2 separate regions of the Homo sapiens genome follow, and region 2 is linked to region 1. Evidence: read pairs that join two places in POLR2A ChIA-PET (ENCODE). Cell type or tissue: PC-9. All regions are shown on one strand. Links, peaks and the distances in the headings refer to the core of each region. The heading gives the core; the rest is flanking DNA.

Evidence for each region. Peaks named below come from ENCODE experiments on the same cell type or tissue, not always from the same donor. Only the 100,000 strongest peaks of a DNase experiment are listed, where the experiment ranks them.
Region 2: POLR2A ChIA-PET joins it to region 1 with 10 read pairs; 3 of 35 experiments call an interaction of 5 or more read pairs at or near these places.

What each region holds. Positions count from the first base shown.
Region 1 is chr2:112,612,157-112,620,961 of GRCh38, forward strand. It overlaps LOC124907869 (a long non-coding RNA gene), which reads left to right. Exons shown (of 2, transcript XR_007087193.1): 2 at 2,057-3,268. Among named protein-coding and RNA genes, the nearest start is that of SLC20A1-DT, 28 kb to the right of the region's middle. In PC-9, for the core only: no CTCF peak of the experiment used is centred there; no DNase peak of the experiment used is centred there; H3K27ac peaks cover 501 bases.
Region 2 is chr2:112,910,517-112,919,321 of GRCh38, forward strand. It overlaps IL37 (interleukin 37), which reads left to right and starts at 649. Exons shown (of 6, transcript NM_014439.4): 1 at 649-732; 2 at 2,447-2,578; 3 at 3,276-3,338; 4 at 6,613-6,732; 5 at 7,119-7,261; 6 at 8,045-8,366. The coding sequence starts at 2,497. The coding sequence ends at 8,293. RefSeq lists an enhancer at 6,520-6,569. In PC-9, for the core only: no CTCF peak of the experiment used is centred there; no DNase peak of the experiment used is centred there.

The DNA of each region.
Region 1 (8,805 bases), core at 398-8,397:
AAGAATATATATTCTGTTGATTTGGGGTGGAGAGTTCTGTAGAGGTCTATTAGGTCTGCTTGGTCCAGAGCTGAGTTCAAGTCCTGAATATCCTTGTTAATTTTCTGTTTCATTGATCTAATATTAACAATGGGGTGTTAAAGTCTCCCACTATTATTGTATGGGAGTCTAAGTCTCTTTGTAGGTCTCTAAGAACTTGCTTTATGAATCTAGGTGCTTCTGTATTGAGTGCATATATATTTAGGATAGTTAGCTCTTCTTGCTGCATTGTTCCCTTTACCATTATATAATGCCCTTCTTTGTCTCTTTTGATCTTTGTTGGTTTAAAGTCCGTTTCATCAGAGATTAGGATTGCAACTCCTGCTTTTTTTTGCTTGGTAAATATTCCTCCATCCTTTTATTTTGAGCCTGTGTGTGTCTTTGCATGTGAGATGGGTCTCCTGAATACAGCACACTCATGGTTCTTGACTCTTTACCCAATTTGCCAGTCTGTGTTTCTAATTGGGGCATTTAGCCCATTTACATTTAAGGTTAATATTGTTTTTGTTTTGTTTTGTTTTTGTTTTTGAGATGGAGTCTCACTCTGTTGCCCAGGCTGGAGTGCAATGGCACCATCTCAGCTCACTCAACCTCCGCCCCCTGGGTTCAAGCAATTCTCCTGCCTCAGCCTCCCGAGTATTACAGGCACCTGCCACCAGGCCTGGCTAATTTTTTTATTTTATTAGAGATGGGGTTTCACCATGTTGGTCAGGCTGGTCTCGAACTCCTGATCTTGTGATCCGCCTGCCTTGGACTCCCAAAGTGCTGGGATTACAGGCATGAGCCACCATGCCCAACCCAAGGTTAATATTGTTATGTGTGAATTTGATCCTGTCATTATGATGCTAGCTAGTTGTTTTGCCCGTTAATGCAGTTTCTTCATAGTGTCGATGTTTTTTACACTTGATATGTTTTTGCAGTGGCTGGTACTCATTGTTCCTTTCCATGTTTAGTGCCTCTTTCAGGAGCTCTTGTAAGGCAGGTCTGGTGGTAACAAAATCCCTCAGCATTTGCTTGTCTGTAAAGGATTTTATTTCTCCTTCACTTATGGAGCTTAGTTTGGCTGGATATGAAATTCTGGGTTGAAAATTCTTTCTTTAAGAACGTTGAATATTGGCCCCTACTCTCTTCTGGCTTGTAGGGTTTCTGCCGAGAGATCTGCTGTTAGTCTGATGGGCTTCCCTTTGTGGGTAACCCGACCTTTCTCTCTGGCTGCCCTTAACATTTTTCCTTCATTTCAACCTTGGTGAATCTGACAATTATGTGTCTTGGGGTTGCTCTTCTCAAGGAGTATCTTTGTGGTGTTCTTTGTATTTCCTGAATTTGAATGTTGGCCTGTCTTGCTAGGTTGGGGAAGTTCTGGATAATATCCTGCAGAGTGTTTTCTAACTTGGTTTCATTCTCCCTGTCACTTTCAGGTACATCAATCAAACGTAGATTTGGTCTTTTCACATAGTCCCATATTTCTTGGAGGCTTTGTTCATTCCTTTTTATTCTTTTTTCTCTACTCTTGTCTTCTCTATTTCATTAAGTTGATCTTCAATCGCTGATATCCTTTCTTCCACTTGATTGATTTGGCTGTTGATACTTGTGTATTCTTCACGAAGTTCTCATGCTGTGTTTTTCAGCTCCATCAGGTCATTTATGTTCTTCTCTACATTGGTTATTCTAGTTAGCAATTTGACTAACCTTTTTTCAAGGTTCTTAGCTTCCTTGCATTGGGTTAGAACATGTTCCTCTAGCTCGGAGTTGTTTGTTATTACCCTCCTTCTGACGCCTACTTCTGTCAGTTCGTCAAACTCATTCTCTGTCCAGTTTTGTTCCCTTGCTGGCGAGGAGTTGCGATCTTTTGGAGGAGGAGAGGCGTTCTGGTTTTGGATTTTTCAGCCTTTTTCCACTGGTTTTTCCCCATCTTTGTGGATTTATCTACCTTTGGTCTTTGATGTTGGTAACCTTCGGATGGGGTCTTTGAGTGGACGTGCTAATCCTTTCTGTTTGTTTCTTTTTCTTCTAACAGGCCCCTCTGCTGCCAGTCTGCTGGTGTTTGCTGGAGGTCCCCTCCTGACCCTGTTTTCCTGGGTATCACCAGTGGAGGCTGCAAAGCAGCAAAGATTGCTGCTTGTTCTTTCCTCTGGAAGCTTCGACCCAGCAGGGAACCTGCCAGATGCCAGCCAGAGCTCTTCTGTATGAGGTGTCTGTCAGCCCCAACTGGGAGGTGTCTCCCAGTCAGTATACACAGGGGTCAGGGATCCACTTGAGGAGGCAGTCTGGCCCTTAGCAGGCTCGCATGCTGTGTTGGGAGATCCGCTGCTGTCTTCAGAGCCATCAGGCAGGGACGTTTAAGTCTGCTACAAGCCTGACTGGGCTGCTGCCTTTTTTACAGAGATGCCCTGTCCAGGGAGGAGCAATCTCGCAGTCTGAACACGGCAGCCTTGCTGAGCTGCAATGGGCTCCACCCAGTTTGAACTTCCCAGCAGCTTTGCTTACACTGTGGTGGTAAAACCGCCTGCTCAAGCCTCAGCAACGGCGGACGCCCCTCCCCCTACCAAGCGCCACCGTCCCAGGTGGATCTCAGATTGCTGCTGTGCTGGAAGCGAGAATTTCAAACCAGTGGATCTTACTTTCCTGGGCTCCATGGGGGTGGGAACCGCCGAGCCAGACCACTTGGCTCCCTGGCTTCAGGCCCCCTTTCCAGGGGAGTGAACAGTTCTGTCTCGCTGGCGTTCCAGGTGCCACTGGGATATGGAAAAATAAAATAAAATAAAAGCTCCTGCAGCTAGTTCAGTGTCTGCCCAGTTGGCCGCCCAGTTTTGTGCTTGAAACCCAGGGCCCTGGTGGGGTAGTCACCAGAGGGAATCTCCTGGTTTGCAGGTTGTGAAGACCATGGAACAAGTGCAGTATATGTGCCCAAGTTCCTCAGGCTGAGACCCTCACAGCTTCCCTTGGGTCAGGGGGAAAATTTCCCGATTCCTTGCGCTTCCCAGGTGAGGTGACACCCCACCCTGCTTCCGCTCAGCCTCTGTGGGCTGCACCCACTGTCCAACCTGCCCCGGTGAGATGAACCAGGTACCTCAGTTGGAAATGCAGAAATCACCCACCGTCTGCATCGATCTCGCTGGGACCTGCAGACTGGTGCTGTTCCTATTCGGCCATCTTGAACCTCTCTCCTGATCCCTGAGTTTTCAGAGAGACTGATTTGAGTAATAATAAAACTCTGGTCTCCTGCTCAGCCAGCTCTGCATGAATTACTTTTTCTCCATGTAATTCCCCTGTCTTGAAAAATGGGCTTTGTCTAGGCAGGGGGCAAAGTGAACCCACTGGGCGGTTACAATCTCACCGTGTTTCAGGAGCCTCGGGTGTTCTTGCACAAGGGGAGTCAGACTGTGGTTGAGCCTTGTCTACATGGCCTAAGTGAAGACATGCAGGGTTGCCAGGGCACTGTGGAGTTGGCACTCCATACCACCATGCTGGACCTTCCACATACCCCGCTGATAATTCTTCTGGATATTGTTTTTTTTTTTTTTTTTTTTGAGATGGTGTCTCACTCTGTTGCCCAAGGCTGGAGTGCAGTGGCACAATCTCGGCCCACTGCAACCTCTGCCTCCGGGTTAAAGCAATTCTCATGCCTCAGCCTCCTGAGTAGCTGTGACCACAGGTATGTGGTACCACACCTGGCTATTTTTTGTATTTTTAGTAGAGACAGGGTTTCACTATATTGGCCAGGCTGGCCTTGAACTCCTGGCCTCAAGTGATCCACCCACCTCGGCCTCCCAAAGTGCTGCAATTACAGGCATGAGCCACTGTGCTGAGCCTGGGAATTCTTTTTTTTTTTTTTTTGAGATGAGGTCTCACTGTGTTGCCCAGGCTGGAGTGCAGTGGCACAATCTTGGCTTACTGCAACCTCTGCCTCTTGGGTTTAAGTGATCCTCCCTCCTCAGCCTACCAAGTAGCTGTGACCACAGGTGTGCACCACCACACCTGGTAATTTTTGAATTTTTGGTAGAGGTGGAGTTTCACCTTGTTGCTCAGGCTGGTTTCAAACTCCTGAGCTCAAGTGATTTGCCCACTTGGGCCTCCCAAAGTGCTGATATTACATGTGTGAACCACCATGCCTGGCCTGGAAATTCTCCATCACTTACCTTAGATGTACTGGTAGAAGGTTGGACCAAATCCTTTTCCTTAGGCAACATTAAATGAGAGTAACCATGATGATGACTCCCAGGAGGACAATTAGGCCTGCTTGGAAAAAGATAGGCTGCAATCAGACTTCCCATCCAGAGCCAAGCCAGTTAGGTATGTCATTAATTCAGATGTCCTACTTGGCTGGCTGGCAGAAAATCCAGGGCAATGTGATCATCCATTACCGCTCACACTTGATAGCCCAAACTAGGTGCGTGGTAGGCAATTATATGCCTGATATCCACCATAAGAAGTGCTATTCATTTGGGGCAAAACTGTAAGAGTATAAGTCTCCGGCTATCGTAGCCCAACCTAGTCTCAATGCTACGTCCTGCTCAGGGCGAATTAGATTCTGCTAATAGGTTTGGGTGACCACAGCAGCAGCACAGTGCTGACGTGACGTCAAGGTCCAATTCTCACAAGACTGGAGGCTGGGATTAACAATATAAAGGAAATTTAAGTATCAGAAAGAGCCTGAAAGAAGGAATAGTTCCTGGAAGAATACTTCCAAAGTACTCAAAGGAGGAGATTTTTTTTTTTTTTTGAGATGAAGTCTTGCTCTATCCCCCAGGCGGAGTGCTTTGGCACGAACTAGGCTCACTGCAACCTCCGCCTCCTGAGTTCAAGCAATTCTCCTGCCTCAGCCTCCTAAGTAGCTGGGATTACAGGCACATGTCACCATATCTGATTAATTTTTCATATTTTTGGTAGAGGCGGGGTTTCACCATGTTGGCCAGGCTGGTCTCGAACCCCTGATCTCAAGTGATCGACCTGCCTCAGCCTCCCAAAGTGCTAGAATTACAGGCATGAGCCATCGAGCCCAGGCAGGAGGAGCTATTAAAAGTTTGTCAGCAGGGTCAGGAGGGGTAAGACAGATTGAGCAACACAAGGAAGTTTTGTTATTTTTTTTAGGTAGTGGAAGGGGACCAGAGATACCAGCAATAATAGGATAGGAGAAAGCAGGAAAGAAACCTAAGTGTCCAGAAAATTATCTTTTTTCTGATGTCTTGGGCAGAAGTTCTCCACTTCTAAAGTTGGAGGTCCTCGATTTAAGGTCTCTCGATAGAATGGGAGTAGTAGTTAGACTGAGGGCAGTGGTGATAGCCTGGACAACATGACAAAAAGATTCTGAGATGACAGGCCAAGCCAGGTGTTCTGCAGGCAAGAGCCAAGAGAGATCTAGAGTGTTCCTTCACCACCATCCTGGGCTTTTGATGTTTTTTCATGGCCATGAGATAGGTATAGCTAGTCCCTGCAGTCCTCACTCAGTCTAATACACACCATATGGCTGAGTTTATTCCTAAGCAGTGCAGCTTTGTGTGTGTGTGCGTGTGTGTGTTTGCAACTTGTGCCATCTAGAACATCTTCCACTCCCTCACATAGTGTGCCATGCCGGGACCACTTTGGGAGTCGTCACTTCATACTCATGATCAATATCATCAGTATCTATAATTGCCCAGATCCAGGAAGCATAACTGGACAGTAAAAGCAGCATCAGGTTAGGCTGGGCATGGTGGCTTATACCTGTATTCCCAGCATTTTGGGAGGCCGAGGCAGGTGGATCACGAGGTCAGGAGATCAAGACCATCCTGGCTAACATGGAGAAACCCCGTCTCTACCAAAAATACCTAAAATTTAGCCGGGTATGGTGGCAAACGCCTATAGTCCCAGCTACAGTCCCAGCTACTCGGAGGCTGAGGCAGGAGAATCTCTAGAACCAGGAAGGCGGAGGTTGCAGTGAGCCAAGATTGTGCCACTGCACTCCAGCCTGGGCGACAGAGCAAGACCCCGTGTCAAAAAAAAAAAAAAAAAAATGCTGGGCGCTGTGGCTCACACCTGTAATACCAGCACTTTGGGAGGCCAAGGTGGGTGGATCACCTGAGGTCAGGAGTTTGTGACCAGCCCGGCCGATATGGTGAAACCCCGTCTCTACTAAAAATACAAAAATTAGCCGGGCGTGGTGGTGGGCGCCTGTAGTCTCAGCTACTCAGGAGGCTGAGGCAGGAGAATTGCTTGAACCCAGGAGGCGGAGGTTGCAGTGAGCTGAGATTGCGCCACTGCACTCCAGCCTGGCGACAGAGTGAGATTCCGTCTCAAAAAAAAAAAAAAAAGAAAAAAGCAGCATAGTTTGGTTTCCCCAGGGGTGAGCGTGGGAGGGAAAGGAGGAATGAAGAAGGAGAGTATATTGTGTTGGTTTGGGTCTCTTACAGACAGTCTGGGCCTCCTCCCCGACTCCTCAAACTCACACAGATTCTATTTAAAAAGGAAGTTCCCTTTTGGGGTATTGGCACATTTAGAATCCATATTGTCTGTTTTAAGTGTGTACTCTACTGAGAATTGAGCTTTGGTTCTCTATGTACCCTTTTTAGCTTCTCCTTTAAGCATCCATCTCTCTCTCTCTCTTTTTTTTTTTTTTTTTTTTTTTTGACACCGGGTCCCATTCTGTCGCCCAGGCTGGAATGCAGTGGTTCAATCACGGCTTACCCTGCAGCCTCAACCTCCTGGGCCCAGGTGATCCTCTCACCTCAGCCTTCCCAGTAGCTGAGACCACAGGGGTGTACCACCACACCCGGATAATTTTTTGTATTTTATGTAGAGACAGAGTTTCACCATGTTGCCCAGGCTGGTCTCAAGCGATCCACCTGCCTCAGCCTCCCAAAGTATTGGGGATACAGGTGTGGGCCATGGCGCCCAGCCTCATTCCATCCTTTTATGGCATCTATTGCCTGTGGGTGATGAGGGTCCTGAGATGTCCTGGCAATGTCCAAGGTGGTTGGCCAGTGTTGGGTACTCTTGACTATAAATGCGCATCATTTGATGAGATACATTCAGGGAATCTCAGTATGTAACACAGGTCATCTGCGAGTCCCTAAATTTATGTTACATCTACCTCCTATCTGTGGTAAGGACCTACATTGCCATGCCATACCCAGAAAGGTGCCTACTGTAGGAAATGCTTAATTGCATCCCCAAGTGGAGCATTTAGGAGGTTATGTAGCCTATTTGCCAGGACTGGCCAGAATCTGGTGTCCTGAGTTTATATGTGCCCTGGAGTTTTCTTTGCCCCTTGACTGACAGGCTCATTTACCAGACTTCGGTGGCTTCCTGTGCTGGAGTCATTCATCTTTGCTTTGGGTCCCAGTCCTGCACTGTAGACAGAATGTCGTGGCCTCTGTGATGATGTATTCAGTTGTCCTTACCTGGAAGGCACAAGTCTGATTGGGTTTTGAATTCCACTCATGCTATTTCTATGGACATCCACATCCATAAAACAGAGGGCAGTGGTGTAGTATTAATAAAATCTGAGGCTGGGTGCGGTGGCTCATGCCTGTAATCCCAGCATGGGAGGCTGAGGCGGTGGATCACTTGAGGTCAGGAGTTCGAAACCAGCCTGGTCAACATGGCAAAAATCTCATCTCTAATAAAAAAAAAAAAAAATAGCCAGGCATGGTGGATCACCTGAGGTCAGGAGTTCAAGACCAGCCTGGTCAACATGGCAAAACCCCGTCTCTACTAAAAATACAAAAAAAAAAAAAAATTAGCCAGGCACGGTGGTGCAAGCCTATAATCCCAGTTACTTGGGAGGCTGAGGCAACAGAATCACTTGAACCTGGGAAATGGAGGCTGCAGTGAGCTGAGATCGTACCACTGCACTCCAGCCTGGGCAACAGAGGGAGACTCCATCTCAGAAAAAAAAAAAAAAGTCTGATACCATAATGTTCACTGCCATAGGGATTGAGACTTGATCATTTAGTCTTGCTTCCAGGCACAGGCCCGCACTGCCAGCCCATTGGCTACCGTCTCTAAATCAATGAAAAAGCAGCAAGGAGCATTTTGGAGGGGTTTTTCAGGAAAACCACCACTGTCCCCAACTCTGTCCACTGGGTAGTACCTTTTTTTTGTGTGCAAAATTTTAAACAGCTTTTGTTTTCCCCTGTGGCTGCACAGCTGCAAGGGCCAAGAACAATCCGCCAGCCTGTAACTTAGCGGGCTCCATCTGTGAACCAGCTTCAGGCATCCTCAGGGACTTGGTGTATCAATGCCTCCATGAAGCTGGAGGTGCTGGCACAAAATGTTCCTCTGGGATCAAGGGATGTCTGGCCATCTTGTAATGCCATTATGTGACTCTTTTGATGCCTGATGACCCCATTCTACAGAGTAGCCAGTCACTGGCACTTGTAGCTGAAAAGGATCATTAGAGCTAACTGGCCTGAGCAGAGTGCAGTCTGTACAGTCTGCCGGACACTGCTTTTTTTTTTTTTTTTTTAAGATGGAGTCTCACTCTGATGCCAGGCTGGAGTGCAGGGACTTGATCTTGGCTCACTGCAACCTCCACCTCCCGGGTTCAAGCGATTCTCCTGCCTCAGCCTCCCGAGTAGCTGGGACTACAGGCACACGCCACAATGCCCAGCTAATTTTTGTATTTTTAATAGAGATGAGGTTTCACCATGTGGCCCAGGATGATCTTGATCTCTTGACCTCGTGATCTGCCCGCCTCGGCCTCCCAAAGTGCTGCGATTACAGGCATGAGCCACTGTGCCTGGCCTGGACACTGTTCTTAAGCACGCTGGACCCTGCCAGCTCTTT
Region 2 (8,805 bases), core at 498-8,497, 300 kb after region 1:
GTGTGTGGTGTTGTAAAACATAGCCATACACAGTAACTGACAAGGGCAAATGTGATGGAAAAATGCAAGGAAGTGCAGATAAATAGCTAATGGGCTGTAGAAGGAAGCTAGTCCTTGGAGGGCTTGATCAAGGAAGGTCCTTTTGCATGTCACCTTTGAAGAAGAGGGGACATAGAAGAGGTATAGTGCATCCCGGAGTGTACCTGGAAGGGAACATGAAAAGAGGACATTTTTCTCTGGGACATGGGGACTCCACTTGCATGAACTCTGGAATTGGGGCAAAGAACCATCATGAGAACAAGGGCTTCCTTGAACCTCCCAGGCTCATTGGCTGATCTAAACCCTGTGTCCCCTCTTTCCTTCACTCTCCTCTGTTTTCTATACCTGTATTATTGGACTGGACTGGAAGCCACCTGATCTATCACAAGTACCTTGAAATGTGTTGAATAGGTGTGGCACAGTCCTTAGCAGAGTGGCACTACCCCCACAGGAATTTGTTTATACCGTTGGCATGGAAAATAGCAGGAAATGAGTGATCACTGATAACTGAGGATGCTATTTATTATTGGCCAAAGGAATACTTGTGTTGTATTTGCATAACCACTCACAAACTGTTGATTACAAATGAGTACCAGACCTAGCTCCTTCAAGTAAAGGATCCTGAGAACTGAAGGCAAACAGAGCTCCAGGAGTCCAAGACAGAGCCACAGACCACGAGGATCCCTGGCCCAGGTAGGTGGTCCTCCTGCACTGGCTTTCAAGGCCAACAGGATGGATGGGGAAGTAGAGTAGCATCTGGCCATCTAGACCCTTGCTTTTTATCCCCACTGGAAGCACATCTGAATTTCTAAATATGATCTCTGAGACCTGCCCAGAACACCTTGCTCTCAGCCCCAGTAGCAGCCTGCTCTCTCCCAGGAGGGCTTCCACTAACAAGTAGGGCATTGCTGGAGGGCCAGGCAGACACTAGCTTAGGAAATCCACCAACCCTGGAAATGCTAGTCCCTTCTCTGAAGGCTCAGAAGACTGACTTTAGAGTCTAGAAAATATTGGTCCTTGGGAACAGATTTTGAGTGCAAAGAGATGGACTTCAGATGGCCAGATGCACTGCTTCTTTAGGGAATTCTGTGAAAGCTCCCTGCATTTATCTTAATACAGGCAGCAGATTTCATGAGTACCCCCGAGGGATGGCCCCAGGTCCTCCAGCCTGTGAGCATCCTTCTGTCCTTCAGCAGCACCACAGTATCTTTATATGTCTTTGGATACCTACGTTTCTGCCAGACATCTCTTGCTCTGATGTTCTGGCTGCCAAATTCTCTGTCAAGCGCCTCCAATTTTTTGTGTCCTTTGATTTACCCCAACATGACAAAGGCAGTTGTGCTTCATGTATTCAGGGATACTGCCAAACCACAAACAGGTTAAAATCAAATAGCAGATATCCCTGTTCCTAAAGACCCATCAGCTCTACCCACCTGCTCCTGCTCACCGTCCTTATTGTTGAGTCCTGAAGCCCTTCCTTGTCATTTTTATTTTTTGCATGAACAATTTAGTTCCCTTTGTCTCACTCCTAAACCTTTCTCAAAGGATTGGATTTGTACACAAACTGCCTATCTCTGCAATCTTAGAAGTGATATGATTCTGAACAAATCACTTAACTTTTGATTTTTTATCGGTAAGATGGGAATACCAATTTTTGCTCCACTTCTGTCCTATGTTGGCCTGGGCTGATGTTGAAAGCTCTCGGTCAACTGAGATAGGGTGTGCAGAATTTATATATATAAATATATCTCCTCCAACCCCTCCCAATGAAGCAAGTCACGTGAGTCAATCCTACCCTAAGATATTAGGGATTGAGCCTCCTGGGACATTTGGTGGCTTAGGTTTTCATGAAAAGAGGTTGCAGAGCAACTGCTTTTTGTTAGGCAAAGATTAGGCTACTGCAGAGACTCAGCAAACTTCTATAGAAGGTGTCAGATGGTAAGTATTTTAGGCTTTGCTTGCCAGATGATCTCTCAACTAGTTAACCATGCTATTGTAGCCTCGAAGCAGCCAGAGACAATATGTAAACAAGAGCATGGCTGTGTTTCAATAAAACTTTATTTAAAAAAACAGTCAGGGACCGGATTTGGCCAAAGGCCATAGTGTGCCAGCCCCAAGACTAGAGCAATGCACTTTTAACTTTTTTATTTTATTTTTGTAAAATGCCAAGATCCACAAAAATGCTATTGCACCCCGTGTGTTAGCACTGTGACTCAAGGTTTGGGAAATTCTGCTTTGAAGGCGTGATAGACAGGAGAGCATGGTCTGGCCCCTTGGTGCCTTTCTGGTTGCAGCGAGCATTTCAAACTACAGAGCAAGGCCAGTGGTCTGTTCAGCACTAGAGACATGCAGCAAGGTGTCCTGGGGTGAGAAGATGCCATAACTGGTCCCCTTTCTATCTCCTTAGGTCTTGGACTTCATTCCATTTTCTGTTGAGTAATAAACTCAACGTTGAAAATGTCCTTTGTGGGGGAGAACTCAGGAGTGAAAATGGGCTCTGAGGACTGGGAAAAAGATGAACCCCAGTGCTGCTTAGAAGGTAAGGTTCTTGTAGAAATCTACCTCAGGGCCAAAGTGTAATTCCTAGAGCAGAACTTTGCTAGGTGCTGTGCACAGACCCAGTTGTTTCCTGCTGACTTGCACAGTAAGTGAGCTTTCAAATTTCCCTGGACAAATAACTAGACAAGAGAAATTCTGGAAGGGAAAAGGAAGCTTTGCTTCAGTGTCCAGGCACATCAGGTAGTAGATAAAAGGATCGTCCTCACCTACAGATTTGGGGCTTTAGCATCCTGTTTGCCAACTGGATGGTTGCATATGCTTCAAAATGCACCTCTTCCCTCCCAACATTCCCAAGTGGAAGAGAAGCCTCCGATGAGAAGCAGCTCTCTAAGGCTGGGCTGAACAAATGACCCAGGCACAGGGCATCTGAGTATTCCATGAGGAACACATTTGGGTGTTGCCCATGGGGGACAATAGGAGGAGGCTTTTGACCCAAATGATTGTCTACTGAGGTGTGACGGGAGAGGCCTGTGACATGCCAGAGGCCAAACCCGTGATCCAGTTCATCTCTATTCTATGTTTCTGAAGAGGGAAGCTATGATTTAATGTCATTACTATCATGCTGCTCTAGTATTTCTCAGCACATACACAGAAGAGGGAATTAAATGGTCTTTGATACCCCTAAATCCTTGGAAAATCCGAATTGCATATGCTAACCTCACTGCGTCTGACTGCAGACCCGGCTGGAAGCCCCCTGGAACCAGGCCCAAGCCTCCCCACCATGAATTTTGTTCACACAAGTAAGGCCTCGGGGTGAGGTGATGGGGGTGGCTGAGGTGCGAGGGTGGGGATGGGGGATGGAGCCATTGGGTCCTCTTACAGGGTGGGAGAATTGTAGAATGGGGACACCTAAGGGTGCTGGATGGGGCTGAAGTCTTTCCTTTGTGGAAGCAAATCCCATTAGGAGATAACTCTGGGAAAGATGAGCCCGGGGAGGGGCAGGTGATGCTCACCTGCTAAGAGGCACAGGGCAAGGAAGAGTTTGTGCCTGGGAACCTTCCAGGTGCCTCTTCTGACCATAGCCAAGAGACTGGAGACACAGACCTCCTCCCAGCACTGAGGACAAACAGCCATGGGGCCAGTGGGGGTGCAGGGACACCCACACCACTAAGGGCTCAGGGCGGCGCCTTCAGAGCCTGAACCTTCCTCTCATGCTGCCATTTGAACACCACAACACCCTAATAGGAAACTGTTAACATTGCCACTGTTCAGGTGTGGAAACCGAGACAGACAGTGGAGATTCCCTGCCCTAGGTGACACAGGTAATAAGTGACAGATGTGGAAATTTAAAGGTACTATAACGTCTGTCTGCCTGACTCAGGCTTAAGGCTCCCATCACCTCCTCTTCTCAGGACAGAGTCAGGAGGCCTCAGCCTGAGCCCCAGCTCTAGTGCAGGTTCATGTGGGAATACTGAGCCTCACTAGTACAATGGCAGAGAGGACCAAATGGGACCAGGTGTGTAAGGGTGCCTGGCACAGTTGGGGGAGGCTGCTGTCACTTCTCCACCGCTGCTGCTGCAGTTACCTTTGATGTTTTAGTTTTGTTGTAGTTACACCATTGCTGGCTTTGGATCTGCACTGTGTCCACTCCAGGTGGAACCACGCACACAAGCCTCTCTGTCGGGCCTGTCCTGACTTCTCCTTGTCAGGGCTGGGATCTCCTTCAAATCTGGCGGAAGTGGTTCTCCAAGTCTGGTCCTCAAACGTCAGCAGCATCAGCGCCTAGAAGTGTTAGGAATACACATTCCCAGGCCCCACCACAGACCTCCTGCCTCAGAAACTCAGGGCGCTGAGGCTCTAGGGGCTGCTTTAACAAGACTTCCAGGTTATCGTGACGCACCTTGAAAGTCTGAGAGCTACTGCCCTACAGAAAGTTACTAGTGCCCTAAAGCTGGCGCTGGCACTGATGTTACTGCTGCTGTTGGAGTACAACTTCCCTATAGAAAACAACTGCCAGCACCTTAAGACCACTCACACCTTCAGAGTGGCCTTGAGAAAGATTTGGGGTCAAGGATCATGAGCGAGAACACCACTTAAGAGGATAGTGAACTAGTCTGCATGTGAGACGCTGAGATCCTATGTCAGGCTGTGATAGGAGGGAAACAGAAACCAAAGGAAAGAACAGCTTTAAGAAGCGCTTAAGAGGTACAAAGTAAAATGATGGTGCTAGAAAAGTAGCTTCTTAAAAAGAGCATTTTCCAGTCTCACCCTGGACTAACTGAATGAGAATCTCAGGAGTGTGAGGCCCAGGTATCCATGGTCTTAAAATGCCACCCACCAGGTGATTCCCAGTGTGCACCAGGGGTGAGAGTCACAGCCTTAGGCCATGCCACTCAAAGGGTGTCTTCAGACCAGCAGCACCCACAGCTCTGGGAGTGCATCAGAAAGACAGAGGCTTGGCACCACCCACACCTACTGAACCATAGTTTGCAGGTGATTTCTTGCACATTAAAGTGTGGGAAATGGAAAAGCTTAGAGTTCAGCTAGCTCGGTGACTCTCAGTCAACCTGCACCTGCTCCATGAACTCAGACTGCCTGGGATGGGCCCAGAAAAGCTCCTGAGGAGATTCTGATGTAAGGCAGGGCTGATAACCATGGATCTCATCTGACCCCATATCACTGGGGAGTTACTTAGGATCTTGCCTGGGGCCAGTCATCTCTTCCATAGACACTGAGAGTGTCCACGATGCTTGGGGCACTACAGGGTGGGAGGTGGAGGATCACGGGTGAGTCAGATAGGAAGCCTGCTCCTGGGGAGCTTACAGTGCTATAGGGCAGCGAGCCAAGGATGCCAATACCTGTGTGCAGGTACCACTGACGAGTGCAGAGCGCTGCAGCACCAGAGAGGAAGCTACCCTGTGCAGAGGGGGCTGAGGAGGGCTGCAGGGAGATGACAGGAAAGCCGGTGTTACAGGAGGAGTCCTCCCCACTCTTTGGGCATGAGGAGACCAGGAGGACATTCTACAGTGAGAAACCCAGGCAGAGGCCATGTGCTTATGGCATGGGAAAAGAATGACACCTTAGACTTATTCTCTACATTAGAATTGCCTACCACAGATACCCATATTATAGCTTCACATAGTGTGGTGGTTACTGTGTTTTCATATTGTCACATTTGCCATTTTCCAGCCACCCACCCATTCTTGACAGTCACTGGCCCAGCCTGGGGGCCCCTGTTCTTTATCAAACAAGTGCCTGAGCTCTTTGCAGAGGTGAGGGTCACCTGTCCAATCAGAGGCCAGGAGGGAACGTTCCCTTTTAAGACCCTACTCTAGGCAGGCCTGGCCCAAATGAGTTGCTAGGAGCCCACGCCCTAAGAACCCTCTGAGCACTGTTGTGGCTGGTCCTGCTGCTAGAAGTTGTTCCTCCAGGGCCAGGTGCAAGATTTGTGGCTTTTCAAAGGAGCCACTAAAGCTCCAGCTCAGCCTTGCACCGTGCTGGGCTCCTGGGGGCTTCCTGCCTCCAACCCTCCCAACTCTTCCATCACCGCTCCCTTAGCCTGGCCAGTGCAGGGATCTGTTCCACTCTAGGCACTGCTGAGGGAATGATGCCTCCAGTCAGAGGGTGCAAAAAAGAGAGTTAAGAAAAACAATGATTATAAAAAGTCCTTTTTATACGCCAGACATTTTCTTTGCTCAGGCTAAGTGCTACTTATTTGAGTAAGCATTTTAGTTCTCATAACTCCTCTCTCAAGTAGGTGCTGCTATTACTTTCATTTCACAGATGAGGACATTGAGGTTTGGAGAGACTTAGTAACTTGTCCTCTGTCCTACAGCAGAGCTGGGATTTGAATCTATCTGTCCAAATCTGGAACCCATTTGCTTGCACAGAAAGCTTAATTGCTTGTCCCAGCAAGATAGAAAGCCTGGGAGTGGAAGAAATATTCAGTGGCTGTGATGTCTGAGCCCACAGGCAGGGTGGAGAGCTAGGGCTGGGGCCCTTGGACGTGGGGAAGAAAGGGCTGAGTCTTCCATTTTCAATGTGAAGTGTTGATATCTGGTGATATTGATCTAGGTCCAAAGGTGAAGAACTTAAACCCGAAGAAATTCAGCATTCATGACCAGGATCACAAAGTACTGGTCCTGGACTCTGGGAATCTCATAGCAGTTCCAGATAAAAACTACATACGCCCAGGTGACTCTCAGTTTTGGCTGTGTTTTCTGCCTCCACCTAGCAGGGGTAAGGCCTCCTGCTAGGTGGGCTCAACTCCATGCTATACCATGCCCCATCTCCAGCAGGTGGTGGAAGCGAGGAGGAGAGGCCCCAGGGACTAGGGCATCAGATGAAGGGTCTCTAGCAATGACCAGATCTGAAAGTAGTCTTTCTGGAAGGGCTGGAGAAAAAGAAGGAGGCAGACACTTAGACTGGAAGAAGAGGAGGCTTAAACCAGTGTGATGGAGGGAGAAGTGGACCACAGAGTCAAGGGAGAGGGACTGTGCATCAGGCCTGAAACCCCAGCAGACAGGAGAGACCTTTCCCTGCTCTCAGAACCCACACATGTTCTGACTGTCTTTTTCCAGAGATCTTCTTTGCATTAGCCTCATCCTTGAGCTCAGCCTCTGCGGAGAAAGGAAGTCCGATTCTCCTGGGGGTCTCTAAAGGGGAGTTTTGTCTCTACTGTGACAAGGATAAAGGACAAAGTCATCCATCCCTTCAGCTGAAGGTGAGAGTTCTAGCTCAGTTTCCTGGGCCTTTGGCTACCCCAAAGTAAAAGGCCAAGATCCTCAATGCCTCTCGCTTTCCTGCAAATTCTTATCTTGGCCAATATAACAGGGACATCCACCTTTCTGGAAGCACCAGGCAGAAGAGCCCCATAACTTCTTCTCTGGTTCCTTGCCCCTTCTAGGGAAGGAGGAGAGACTCCTCACAGCGGGGAGACAGCAAGGAGCTGAGCACCTGTTCTCCTCTCCTGGGCTCACTGGTCCTGGCCCTGGGCGGGTGGCGGTCCCCTCCTGCTGTGGCCCTCCATGTGGCAAGCAACACAATTGGGCCAGGACCCTGGCGTGCTGCTGTAGGGTAGGAGGGTGTGAGGGAGCACTCGGAGGGCAGTGTGTCTGCCCTGCAAATTTAGTCCTGGATGGAGCACCTTTCACTTGAGGGGAGAAATCTTAGGAAGCTGAATTAGATACAGATCTAAGCCATATTCTCTAATTTTAAAAACTATAGAGCTGAGATTTTGGTATCCATCTGACTCTTACGTCTCTCTCTCTCTCTCTCTCTCAGTTTATTTTTAATCTGGGGGACAAGAAGGCCTGGAAAAGAGGGCAGGATTGCTTATCATCCCTTAAATACCAGTACCAAGGCTGACACGTCATCTTTCCCAAGGACCATCTGCCTTCTCTCTTTTCCTCCTCTCCTGTGTAAAGGCCTGGAGGATGAGCACATGTGCTGTGTTTTCCTCCCTCTCAAAGCCTGTGCTATCTAATTAATCCCTTTTACCTCACAGAAGGAGAAACTGATGAAGCTGGCTGCCCAAAAGGAATCAGCACGCCGGCCCTTCATCTTTTATAGGGCTCAGGTGGGCTCCTGGAACATGCTGGAGTCGGCGGCTCACCCCGGATGGTTCATCTGCACCTCCTGCAATTGTAATGAGCCTGTTGGGGTGACAGATAAATTTGAGAACAGGAAACACATTGAATTTTCATTTCAACCAGTTTGCAAAGCTGAAATGAGCCCCAGTGAGGTCAGCGATTAGGAAACTGCCCCATTGAACGCCTTCCTCGCTAATTTGAACTAATTGTATAAAAACACCAAACCTGCTCACTAAACTTTCTGTCATTGGGTTTCATTTCTCATTCATGCTTTAAGGATTTGTGTTTTTAGGATATAGCAAGAAGCTTGTTTAATTACAAAGTTCTGGGTTGGAAAGAGACCGGCTTCTGCTTGTGTACTGCTACCCTGAACCATCAGACATGCATGTGTGTGTCATATGCTATGATGTGGCCAGTCTGAGTGCAATACTTGCAGTGGGAAGGAGCAGCTGGGTGCATGCTGTGCTCTAGAATTAGTCTTTCCTACTGGGGTTTGGTAGATTCTGAGGGCATTGATCCTGGGGCAGAAGTGGCTGAGTCTGTGTCTAGGGTACAGTGTGCAAGAAAGAAATGTAACAGCAAGTCACAATCCAGCCAAGTGATAGTGGAAAAGGGGTAGTTAGGTCCCAGATAAGGAGCAGGGTGACTTGACCTGTGGGAAAGGCACAGAGACAAG